Linked DNA regions of Homo sapiens: region 2 is linked to region 1. The links are chromatin contacts, found by Hi-C or POLR2A ChIA-PET in ENCODE. All regions are on one chromosome and are shown on one strand. The core of a region is the stretch at or near the end of the contact, and the rest is flanking DNA. Distances in the headings are between cores, read along the strand shown. Region 1 holds the start of ANTKMT (adenine nucleotide translocase lysine methyltransferase). Region 2 holds the start of NTHL1 (nth like DNA glycosylase 1).

Region 1 (6,019 bases), core at 1,253-3,752:
AGGTGGAGCTGGCCTTGAACACGGAGGATCAGGGAGAGCACACCTGAGGGAGGTTTCCGCTGAGACCTGGAGGACGCGAGGGGTGGGAGCAGGGCGCCTGGTGACCGGGCCAGCCCTTGCCTCTGGGCCTCCATGTTCCCAGCTGTACAATGGGCAGGGCTCCCCAAGGACCATTTCCTGGGGTTTAGGGCACACCCGTGTGGGGGTGGCATCCCTGTTGATGCTGGAGTCACTGTCTGGGCTGGCCTTGTGGTTTAGCCCTCCCCCAGCAGCCAGCAGACCCCCTGGGCCCGGGCTGTCCCTATACACGGATGGCTCCAAGGCCTGGGGGGGGCGCCACAGGAGCACGGGGGGGGCCCATGCCTCCCTCACTCACTCCCAGGTGTCCCCTCCCGGCTCTGGGAACCTGACTCAGCACGGTCACGTCTGTCCCTGTGTCACCATGCCAGCTCTCAAAACCACTCCTCCTTTCCTCTCCCCTCACAGGGGCCTGGACGCTGCATCCTGGGCCCAGATCCACCAGAAGCTCCGGGACTTCTCCCGCAGCACCCAGGTAGGAGGCAAGGGCTGGCCCAGGCCCATCCTCACGCCATGCCCCAGCTCATGGCTTACATCCCCATGCCAGGCAGAGCTGGAACGGGAGCGGGCACAGCTGCTGGTCCGGGCCACGATGGCTGAAGAGCAACTTTCTGAGCTACAGGAGTACGTGGACCAGCACCTGGGCAGGTGGGCAGAGGGAGCTGGGTGTGACCCCAGGGCCCTGGTCTGGTTGGAATGAAGGATGATGGCTGCCTCAGGCGCTAAAAGCAGACCTGTCCACAGCTGGGCAAGTCACTTAAGCATGGTTCCTCTGAGCAGGTACAAGCACGAAATCCTGAGGCTGAGGAAGCTGGCAGGTGCAGGGGACCCCTGGAAAGTGGGGGCTGTGCCTCCAGCCAAGCCCCAGCATCCAAGGACCGGCAGCCACTAGGCCGTCTCCCAAGGAGCAGAGCAGAGCAGAGCTCCTCAGCCAGCACAGAACCCTCCCACCCAGCCCCCCATAAAACATGAGTCAGGATAGAACCCACAGAGTCTTTATCGTGTCTAATACTCAGCTGGCCTGAGAAATAAGGCCCCCCGGGATGGGGGCAGAACTAGGTCCGGGGGCAGCCTGGATGGGTATCCGCGAGGAGGCGGCCTCCCCAGCCTGCCCACCCTCAGGAACATCATAAGCCCATACTCGGTCCAGGCCCTCGCCAACCGCGGTCACAGGCTGCCAGGTGGGGAGTGGGAAGCGCCCAGACACCACGCGGGCCCCAGCAGGCAGCTCTGTCCGCAGCTTGTCCTCCAGCAGCGGGAGCTGAGGGAGAGAACAGCAGAGTAGAGGGGGCGGGGGCGGGGCCGGTAGAAAACAGCCGCGCTCACCCCCCTAGCCCCAAGCCTAGCACCCACCAGGCAGGCCCAGGCCTCAGAGCAGCAAACACCCTGGGGTGTGGCTGGGGCTTCCCAGCGGGGCTGGCAACCCCGCACCTACCACGCTAGGGGCCAGGAACACAGACACGTTGCGGCAGTCCCTCAGGCTCACCTGCCGGAAGAGAAGTCGCCCCGGCCGGGGAGAGGCCTGGTGGGCACCGGGTCATCGCAGCTTCCGAGTCCCGGCCCCCAGCCCTCGCAGGTGTCAGCCGCACCTTGGGCTGTCAGCGGGTGGCCAGGGATCCCCAGGTTACCTTCCAGAGATCCTTGCGGCGATAGCAGACGCTGCCGGCACAGCCGGCCCTCCAGGCGTGCAGCCGCGCCAGCGCCACCAGCCAGGGGTTCAGCTCGTAGCCCACGGCCGGGCGGAGGCCGCACCTGTGGGCCGCCAGCACCTGTGGGCACCGAGAGTGTGGGAACCAGGATGTGGGCAGGGGCGCCCGCCAGCAGGTGGGCGGTGTGGGGCGGCGAAGACCCAGACGCAGGCACTTACGATCCTGCCGTCGCCAGAGCCCAGATCCACCGTTTTTCCGGGGCGTCCTCGCAGCAGCGACAACACGTGCTCCACCTGCCGCGCGCTCGCGCCGACGTAGGGCACCTGGACCGGGTGGCGGCGAGAGTCCACTGGCCGCTCCCGCCCCGCCCGCAGCCCGGCCCGAACTACCACACGGCGGGGCGGAGCTCACCCCGGCCACGCCCAGACCTTGAGACCCTGAGCGGCAGCCGAGCTCCCCTGCCCGGCCTGGCCCCGCCCCGCACCTGCAGCCGCAGCGGCACGCGCCGGAAGCCGGGCTGGAGCAGCAGCGCCCACACCGCGTAGGCTGCCAAGCCCGAGCCGGCCGCCGCCTGCAGCAGCTCCAGCGCGCCCAGCCGCCGCTCGCGCAGCTCCGTCAGCGCCTCGACCGGGTCGTCCTGCTCCATGGCTGCGGGACGCGCGGCTCGTCCGCCCAAGGTCCTTCCCGGCTCGGGTCCGCGGCCCTCGCAGCCTGGCCTGGGGCTGGCGGTGTGCCCTCTGCCTCCTGCCGGGAGCCGCCGCGCGACACCGGAAGTGGCCGGCAGAGCCTGCGCGGTCGGTCCGTGGCGCTGTGCGCTCCGCCCAGCCCGGCTGCCCTCCCGCGGGTTCCGGCGAGCTGCAGCCTCGGGGGCTCTGCCCCGCCGCGTCCGGCTCCAAGCCTGCGAGGGTCGGCTCCGTTGGTCCGCTCTGCGGACCGCCGTTTGCGGCCTGTGCTGGCTGCTGGCGACCCGCGGAAGGGGACAGGCAGGCCCTGCCCTGGGGGAGCGCACGTGCCGGCGGGAGTCGGGATACACCCGGCGATCTCACGGGCTAGAGCCCCAGGGAAACGGGGCTGCGCGTCTTTGTCGTGGAATGAAGGGAAGTCTGCCTTGGAGAGGGGCGGTCCTGGCCCCAGAACCAGCCGGGGGCTCGCGTGGGGCGGCTGGAGCCCAGGGAGCCGGTGGGAAAGCGGCTCCCCGGGATGAGACAGCGTCCAGGCGCCAGCACCCCCATGACTCTGCCTCGGGGAGACTGCTGGGGGCGCTCCGCTGACTCGGACACCCAGCGCCAGCCAGAGCCCGGGAGGACATCCTTCCATTTCCCTCCTACAGCCTGAGCGATGAGCCCCAGTGGGCGGTGAAGGGATGGGGGGTGGGGTCTGAGGGAGAAGGGCATGGAGGAGGGGCTGACACGGAGGAGAGCTTGAGCAGGCCCAAGAAGACAGATGCTGGCTCTCAGGCGAGTGTGGTGGGAGGAAAGCCGGATGTCACAGGCGGGGGCCTCTGGCACCTGCCAGCTACAGGGAAGGCAGACAGCCCCGGGAGTGGGGAGATCACCTTCCTTCTCCAGAAAACAACACACAAAAAGACTGAGTTCCTGGAGGTGACCTTGTGAAGCTGGGGGTGGGAAGCGCAAGTGGAAGAGCCGAGCTCTGGGTCAGGCAGCTGGGCCACGACCTCCACACCCAGGGTAGGGCTGAACACCCGTGAATGTCGGGGGTTGTCTATGCGTGCCCTGGCCTAGCTCCTCCTTAGCCATCCGTGGCTGGGGTCTAGAGCCCCTGCAGGGACAGAGGCTGCTTCCAGACATGGGTATGCCGCAGACCACAGCCCCCAGCTCCCAAGTGCAGAGTCTCACAGGCCTGCCCACGTTGGCCCCAGCCCCACCCAGCTCAGCGTGTCCTGTCTCCTGGGGGCCTGGAACGGCCCTCCCAGGAAAGGAAGGGTGTATGTACACTGAGCTCTAGGGGGAGCTGACAGCGCCCATTCCTGTCCTGCTGCCTGCATTATTCCCTGCACCTAGAGCAGTTACCTAGGAGGCTTACTGGATGAATGCACCTAATTGGACTCTAGCGTGCACTCTCCACTCTTCTTTTTTTTTTTTTTTTTTTTTTTTTTTTTTTTTTGAGACTTGAGTCTCGCTCTTTCGCCCAGGTTGGAGTGCAGTGGCGCAGTCTTGGCTCACTGCAACCTCTGCCTTCCAGGTTCAAGTGATTCCTCTGCCTCAGCCTTTTGAGTAGCTGGGATTACAGATGCATGCCACCATGTCTGGCTAATTTTTTGTGTTTTATTAGAGACGGTTTCACCATGTTGGCCAGGATGGTCTCCATCTCCTGACCTCATGATCTGCTTGCCTGGGCCTCCCAAAGTGTTGGGATTACAGGCGTGAGCCACTGCGCCCAACCTCCCCACTCCTCTCCCGTCCACACCAGGCACTCTGCTGCTTGGCCTTTGGGCACTCTGCAGCCACCTGTACCTGTGTGAACTGGCACTTGCCTGGCGGTGTCTGTGATCCACAGGCCCCAGGCTCCTGTAGCTCCTGCCCACCTGCTCACCCACACTGTCTCCCTATCTCCCATGCCACTTTGGCCACCTGTCCCCAGGGCAGGCATGAAGCCCCTGGTCTAATGCTCCAAGACCCATTTGGGCACCGTGGTGCTCCTGTGGCCCTGTGTCTCATGAGAAGACAGCTGGTTGCAAAGCCAGGGCTTTCTCTGGGAGGGTCTGTAGGTGCAAGGCTCAGGCACTTCCTGAGACAGGTAGGTAGAAGCCAGGGTTCGGCCAGGGCCCAGCCCAGGGTGTTTGTGAACAGGTGGACTTGGGTGTGGCTGAAAAGGAGAGGTTGTAGGAAGCTGGCCAGAGAATCAGGGCAAGTGCCAAAGGTAAGGGGGTTGCTCGGCCCACGGGAAAGCCTCTCCAAGACAGGAGTGGAGGAGGCGGTGCAGGAGGGCACACGGGCTACCTCCTTTTCTAGTGTTTGCAGAAGTGTTTGGGCTGGGGGCAGATGGATGTAAGGCTATGGGCCCCAGGGAGTGGTCAGGGCTGAAGATGAAAAAGTGGAGGTTGTCCAAGGGTTATTGGAGGCTGCCCCAGAGGAGCGGTCCTGTGCCTGAGCCCTCAGCGTGCCACAGTTGGGAGAGGAGAGAAGCAGCAAGGAACCTGAGGAGGGGCAGAAGGTGGGAGAACCCCCACAGTGCATGACACCCAGTGGCTGCGCTCCTCACCCATCCTCATCAGCCCTGCGGCAGGCAGGTGATCTGTGTGAAAGGGTAAGTCTCTTGCACGTGCAGTGGAAGTCCCAGGGCGGCGCTGGAGGTGACCCCCCTCCCCAGGTGTCCACAGAGGGCATGGCACTCATCAGGCATCTGCATCCGCTAACCTAGAGAAAGGACCGTGTTTGTGGGCCCTGCACAGCTGTGTCCCTCACACAGCCTCAGTTTCCCCCTTGAAAGCTGGGGGCTTCATCTGCCTGGGCAGGGCCTCTGGCCTCCACCCCCACCCCGGCCCAGGCGAGAATGGAAAGCCATTTCTGGGGCTCAGCCCAGGGGTCCCTGGCCCTTGAGCCATGGCTGTCTCTTTCCCAGGATCCGAGGGGTTGGGGTGAGAGGAGGCAGCTCACACAGGGCCAGGTGTCCTGGAACACCCCCACCCAGGGGCTTTTAGCCTCGGAGCCTTGGGCTGTGGCTGTCCCAAACCTCACTGGCCCTTTATGCGGCTGAAAGGCCGAGGAGGAAGGCGGAGACAGTGACAATGGGGCCAGTGGCGGGAAACGGTCCTTAGAGACCCCATTGTGCACCCCGCCCGCCGGAAACAGGCAACAAGCAGGACCCTGCAGAGGGGACCCCACACCCTTCGGGCTCCTCGCCACGTCTGGATGCTCAGCACGTCGAAGGGGCCTGAGGACAGAGGGGCCCATTCTTCCCCAAGGGCGGGACGGGGCCAAGGATGACTCTGCGGGCTCACAGCAGCCATGGGGGAAGTCGGCACCCTGCCAGCCTGCAGCCCCTTCCCTCACAGGCCTGGCTCAGAGCCGGAGCGCTGTGCGCCCGCCTGCCCCCACCGTACCCGAGGGACCCTATGCCCCTCTGCCCCTTTCCTCTCCTGCTGAGCCCCAGAAGCACCTGGCACGGGAGGCAAGTGGGAGCCAGCCAGGGAAGCAGGCAAGGGTGCGGGCAAGGACGGGGCTGGTGGGTGCAGCAGAGCAGAAGCTTGCATGAGTGCAGGTCCCCACGTGCCCCCCACCCAGCAGCGGCCCCTCCCCGGAATGTGGGTGTAGCTCCTCCTGACATCTGCT
Region 2 (5,200 bases), core at 1,109-3,608, 1.3 Mb before region 1:
AGAGGTCAGGAGTTTGAGACCAGCCTGCCCAACATGATGAAACCCTGTCTCTACTAAAAATACAAAAAATTTGCTGGGCGTGGTGGTGGGCGTCTATAATCCCAGCTACTCGGGAGAGTGAGGCAGGAGAATCCCTTGAACCCAGGAGGCGGAGATTGCAGTGAGCCGAGATCGCGCCCCTGCGCTCCAGCCTGGGTGACAAGAGCGAAACTCGGTCTCAAAAAAAAAAAAAAAAAAAGATTTACTGAGGGGCTTTACTGCTCCATCCCGAGGAGTTGAGAATGTGCAATTTTTTTTCACAACTGCAAATGTTGTATTGAGATAAAACATAACATGAAATACAATTTCAAACTGCACAATTTTTTTTTAGACGGAGTTTTGCTCTTCTTCCCCAGGATGGAGTGCAGTGGCGCGATCACGGCTCACTGAAACCTCCGCCTCCCGGGTTCAAGCAATTCTCGTCTCAGCCCCCCGAGTAGCTGGAATTACAGGCGCCCACCACTATGACCGGCTAATTTTTGGTATTTTTAGTAGAGACGGGGTTTCGCCATGTTGGCCAGGCTGGTCTCAAACTCCTGACCTCAGGTGATCCACCCGCCTCGGCCTCCCAAAGTGCTGGGATGACAGGCGTGAGCCACCGCACCCAGCCAGGATGGACTATATTTTATTCATCAGTTGATGAACGTTTTAGTTGTTTCTAAGTAGAAAACTTTACAAGTGCAAAAATTCAGCATTTACTCATGGGCAAAACACAATGCCAGGCATGTGTGACAAAGACACAAACACACATAAAAGATAACGACCTAGCCCATGTGCGATGGCTCATGCCTGTAATCCCAGCACTTTGGGAGGCCAAAGCGGGCAGATCACCTGAGGTCAGCAGTTCAAGACCAGCCTGGCCAAGATAGTGAAACTCCATCTCTACTAAAAATACAAAAATTAAATGGGTGTGGTGGCACGTGTCTGTAGTCCCAGCTACTCAGGAGGCTGAGGCAGGAGAACCACTTGAAACTGGGAGGCAGAGGTAGCAGCGAGCAGAGATTGTGCCACTGCACTCCAGCCTAGGCAACAGAGCAAGACTCAGTCTCAAAAAAAAAATAAAATAAAGAACCTACTTCTCCCAGGAACTCACATCTTATCATGTAACACCTGGACATATCCTTACCTGTGAAGATGATGATACTCAGGCCTCATCTATAAGATGGGCTTTCTTTCATCAACATCTGAATAGTAACTCAAGTGTGCCTGAACCAGGTCACCAAGATCCTGACTTTCGAAGTCTCCTGAGGAAGGACATGTCGGCCTCCAAGTACTGGAGACAGCATTCCTGTGTAGACAGTTGCCAGCAACCCGTCTCCCACAGAACCTGGTGCAAGACCAAACCCAGCCTTCTCTGCATTTCCCTCTAGCCTAGCAAAGACACAGGTAGCTCACTCACTCTCAGTATTTCCGCGGTGATGATAAACTCCGTCTGTTTACCCTCTGCAGACCTGGGATTTGGCCTCGGTGTTCCCAGTCCCAACAGAATCTTAAACTTCTCCTTCAAGCCTGAATCTTTGCTTGTTGGTTTGGCCATGGTGGACCAGGACGCACCAGAAAACCCCTCTGTGCAAACGAAACAGGAATGGGGACATCTGAGCAACACCTCTGCCCACCTTCCCCACTGCGGACCTCCAGCCGTCAGGACCCTGGGTCTCTGGTGGGCATAACCTTTCCTCCCACACTCCCTGGGAGAACTCAACTACAGCCCAGCTGACCAGCTCGCAAACAGGCACCTAGGAAAGCCCGGGAGACACCAGGCCTGGTCTAGAGAGCTCTCTACTCAGACGCTGCCGCCCGCCCCGCCCGACTCAGTGCACGGGTTAGGACTGCCGCCGCGAAGTCCTGGGAGCCCCGACGTTTGCCGTCTCTCCTCTACCCATGTGAAGCAGGAGCTGTCACGGAGCCGCCTGCAGCAGAGACCCGTTCGCACCCGCCATGACTTAAAACTAAGGGATGCTCGGAGCTCCGGAGTCGGGTTGCAGTGGGCGCGGGTGAGGGCCCGGGACCCGGACACTGCGGGGTCCGCCTCTCTAGGCCGCTGCCCCGTGGGGACCGCCACTTGCCCCGTGGGGACCGCCACTTACCCCGCGCCGCGCCACCGCGCTCCGGGCCGCCCCGACGCGGAGAAAGGCGCACCCCCCTGGCCCCGGGACGCCGCCGGAAGCGCGACCCGCACTTCCGGTAGCGGCATTGCGCGGAGGGCCGCCTTGGGAGCTTGCTGGGAGTTGTAGTTCTGTGCCGCCCTCTGGCGGAAAGGCCGGCGATCCTTGCATCACGTGACGGGGCCGCATGGGCCGCCGGGATGTGTAGTCCGCAGGAGTCCGGCATGACCGCCTTGAGCGCGAGGATGCTGACCCGGAGCCGGAGCCTGGGACCCGGGGCTGGGCCGCGGGGGTGTAGGGAGGAGCCCGGGCCTCTCCGGAGAAGAGAGGCTGCAGCAGGTAGCGCCGCGCCGTGGCTGGAGCGTGGGAGGAGGCGGGATAGGGGCTGCAGGCTGGAGTCCCGGGCCGCCTCCTGCGGCTCCCAGCTGCGCGGGCAGGGGCTGCAAACCCGGCAGCCGCGAACGGTTCCCACGTGCGGCCCTGCGTTCCCACCTTGCGCCTTTTTCCCAAAGATTGCGGTCCGCAGGGGCTGGGTTTCGGGCGCTCCGCTCCGCTGCCCCCTTTCGCCCCAAGCAAGAAAACGCTTCCTTTCCCACCACTCTGTCCGGGACTCTCCACTCCAGGCTCTGTGGGTCCCATCCCCGCCCTCCTGCAGTGAACTTGCTGTCCTCGGAGAGGCTGGGTGCCAAGGACACACGCAGCCAGAAGCCTGCTCCCCCAGCTCGGGGGAGGGTGCCTCTGAGGGAAAACAGGAAAGGGCATGGCACTTATTATATTTATCCTGCAGCCGTTGAGGACCTGCTGGGGGCCAAGCACTGCAGTGAGCAGTGAGGGACACGGACAGGGCCTCTGCGCTAGTCCCGCTGGGACTTCTGCAGAATTGGCCAGAGCTGGATTCCCATAGGCACCCAGGGACCCCAGGGGTAGTCCAGACTATGTCAGGAGGAACTGGTGCAGCTGGGAGCAGGCAGGTGGTGATGCCAGCCAGGGTGGCAGGAGCTTTGATGCCAGGATAGAGTTTGGAGTTTATTATGACAGTAAACGGAAGTCAATTAGGAGGTTTTGTTGTTTGTTTTGAGATCGGGTCTTGCTCTGTCACCCAGGCTGTAGTGGAGTGTTGTGATCTCAGCTCACTGCAACCTCCGCCCCCCAGGTTCAAGCAGTTCTCCTGCCTCAGCCTCCCAAGTAGCTGAGACTATAGGCCCCTGCCACCACACCCGGCTAACTTTTGTATTTTTAGTAGAGATGGGGTTTTGCCATATTGGCCAGGCTGGTCTTGAACTCCTGACCTCAAGTGATCCACCCACCTCGGCCTCCCAAAGTGCTGGGATTACAGGCTTGATCCACCGCGCCCGGCCGGCCAGGATTTTTTAAAAGGGAGTGACACAACCTGATGTGGGTGTTAGCAGACTGTCTCTGGTGCAGTATAGAAGATGTATTGGGGGCACCTTGGTACAGGCTGTTGCTAGAGTCCTCATGAGCTAACATGGACCTTGTCAGGGTCGCTGGCATAAGGAGGGCCCACATACCCCAGACTGCAGAGGGCAGAGCACCCCAAGTGTATTAGATGATGGACAGTTGTGGCATGAACGAGTGAGGGGTGAGCTAGCAGGCGGGATGGCACCCCTACCCTACCTTCACCTGTGGCCCCACCAGAGGGACTGCGTGGTGCTTTTTGCAGAAGCGAGGAAAAGCCACAGCCCCGTGAAGCGTCCGCGGAAAGCACAGAGACTGCGTGTGGCCTATGAGGGCTCGGACAGTGAGAAAGGTGAGGGGGCTGAGCCCCTCAAGGTGCCAGTCTGGGAGCCCCAGGACTGGCAGCAACAGCTGGTCAACATCCGTGCCATGAGGAACAAAAAGGATGCACCTGTGGACCATCTGGGGACTGAGCACTGCTATGACTCCAGTGCCCCCCCAAAGGTAGGCAGGGGCCCCATCTGCCCAGATGACCCCCCATCTTAGCAAGGTCCTTGTTTTCTTTCTACCCGGTGGCTTTTGGCTGGCACCCTCCCCTGCAGACAGCACCTTGGGAGGATGGACACCCGGTGCCCCAGAGCATCGCCTGCATCACTGTAGCCACTCAGCAGGTCAGGACACCAGTGGTTTAGGGCCTCGTGCTCGAACTTCTGCCCAGTGCAGGCGTGACCTGGGCTTTGTGTGATATCAGGAAGGAAGAGTTCCTTTTGCTTCACGGTCCCAGGGCCTGAAACCCTTAGACCAAGCTGAGTTCTAATCCCTATTCTGCTACCAGGTGGCTTGGATACAGGCCTCTCTGAGCCTCAGTTTGCTTGTCTGTAAAATGGGTAGTATGGGCCAGGCATGGTGGTTCAGGCCTGTAATCCCAGCACTTCGGGAGGCCAAGGCGGGTGGATCACCTGAGGTCAGGAGTTCGAGACCAGCCTGGCCAATGTGGCGAAACCACGTCTCTACTAAAAATACAAAAATTAGCCAGGTGTGGTGGCAGGCACCTGTAACCCCAGCTACTTAGGAGGGCGAGGCAGGAAAATCGCTTGAACCCCGGAGGCGGAGGTTGCAGTGAGCCAAGATGGCACCACCACACTTCAGCCTGGGTGAAAGAGTGATACTGCATCTCAAAAAAAAAAATTTGTTTTAAAGGGTAGTGTGATGATTCACGAAGCAATCATAATAGTAGTGGCCAATGGCTGTTCAGTAGTGATGGGCCAGATACGATCGTGTTGGGTTTTTTTTTGAGACCAAGTCTTGCTCTTGTTGCCCAGGCTGGAGTGCAGTGGTGAAATCTTAGCTCACTGCAACCTTCGCCTCCGAGGTTCAAATTATTCTCCTGCCTCGGCCTCCCGAGTAGCTGGGATTACAGGCATGCACCACCGCACCCAGCTAATGTTTGTATTTTTAGTAGAGACGGGGTTTCACCACGTTGATCAGGCTGGTCTCAAACTCCTGACTTCAGGTGATCCGCCTGCCTTGGCCTCCCGAAGTGCTGGGATGACGGGTGCGAGCCACCACGCCCGGCCACATACGATTCTAAGCACTGAGATAATTCATTTAAGCTTCACATTACTCCAGTGAGTCAGGTA

Evidence for each region. A loop is a pair of places that touch in the nucleus more often than their neighbours do. ChIA-PET counts read pairs that join two places held with the same protein, here RNA polymerase II (POLR2A). Pooled maps may share reads with other maps.
Region 2: a pooled map shows a loop between it and region 1 (6-fold over the local background). The contact joins the promoter of NTHL1 here to the promoter of ANTKMT in region 1. A Hi-C loop is called at or near these places in 1 of 50 pooled maps. POLR2A ChIA-PET finds 5 or more read pairs at or near these places in 2 of 52 experiments (HEK293 and activated CD4-positive, alpha-beta T cell).

The regions. Positions count from the first base shown.
Region 1 is chr16:717,629-723,647 of GRCh38, reverse strand. It overlaps ANTKMT (adenine nucleotide translocase lysine methyltransferase), which reads right to left and starts at 2,502. Exons shown (of 5, transcript NM_023933.3): 1 at 2,212-2,502; 2 at 1,946-2,050; 3 at 1,707-1,847; 4 at 1,514-1,564; 5 at 1,058-1,339. The coding sequence starts at 2,373. The coding sequence ends at 1,091. METRN (meteorin, glial cell differentiation regulator) reads right to left here. Exons shown (of 4, transcript NM_024042.4): 4 at 3,993-6,019. It overlaps CCDC78 (coiled-coil domain containing 78), which reads left to right. Exons shown (of 14, transcript NM_001378030.1): 12 at 487-553; 13 at 626-726; 14 at 859-1,066. The coding sequence ends at 970. RefSeq lists a silencer at 1,942-2,861 and enhancers at 2,512-3,218, 3,219-3,926.
Region 2 is chr16:2,044,992-2,050,191 of GRCh38, reverse strand. It overlaps NTHL1 (nth like DNA glycosylase 1), which reads left to right and starts at 2,358. Exons shown (of 6, transcript NM_002528.7): 1 at 2,358-2,483; 2 at 3,826-4,064. The coding sequence starts at 2,369. It overlaps TSC2 (TSC complex subunit 2), which reads right to left and starts at 2,207. Exons shown (of 42, transcript NM_000548.5): 1 at 2,127-2,207; 2 at 1,439-1,605. The coding sequence starts at 1,576. RefSeq lists a silencer at 1,944-2,173 and enhancers at 2,264-2,353, 2,804-2,863, 2,455-2,954.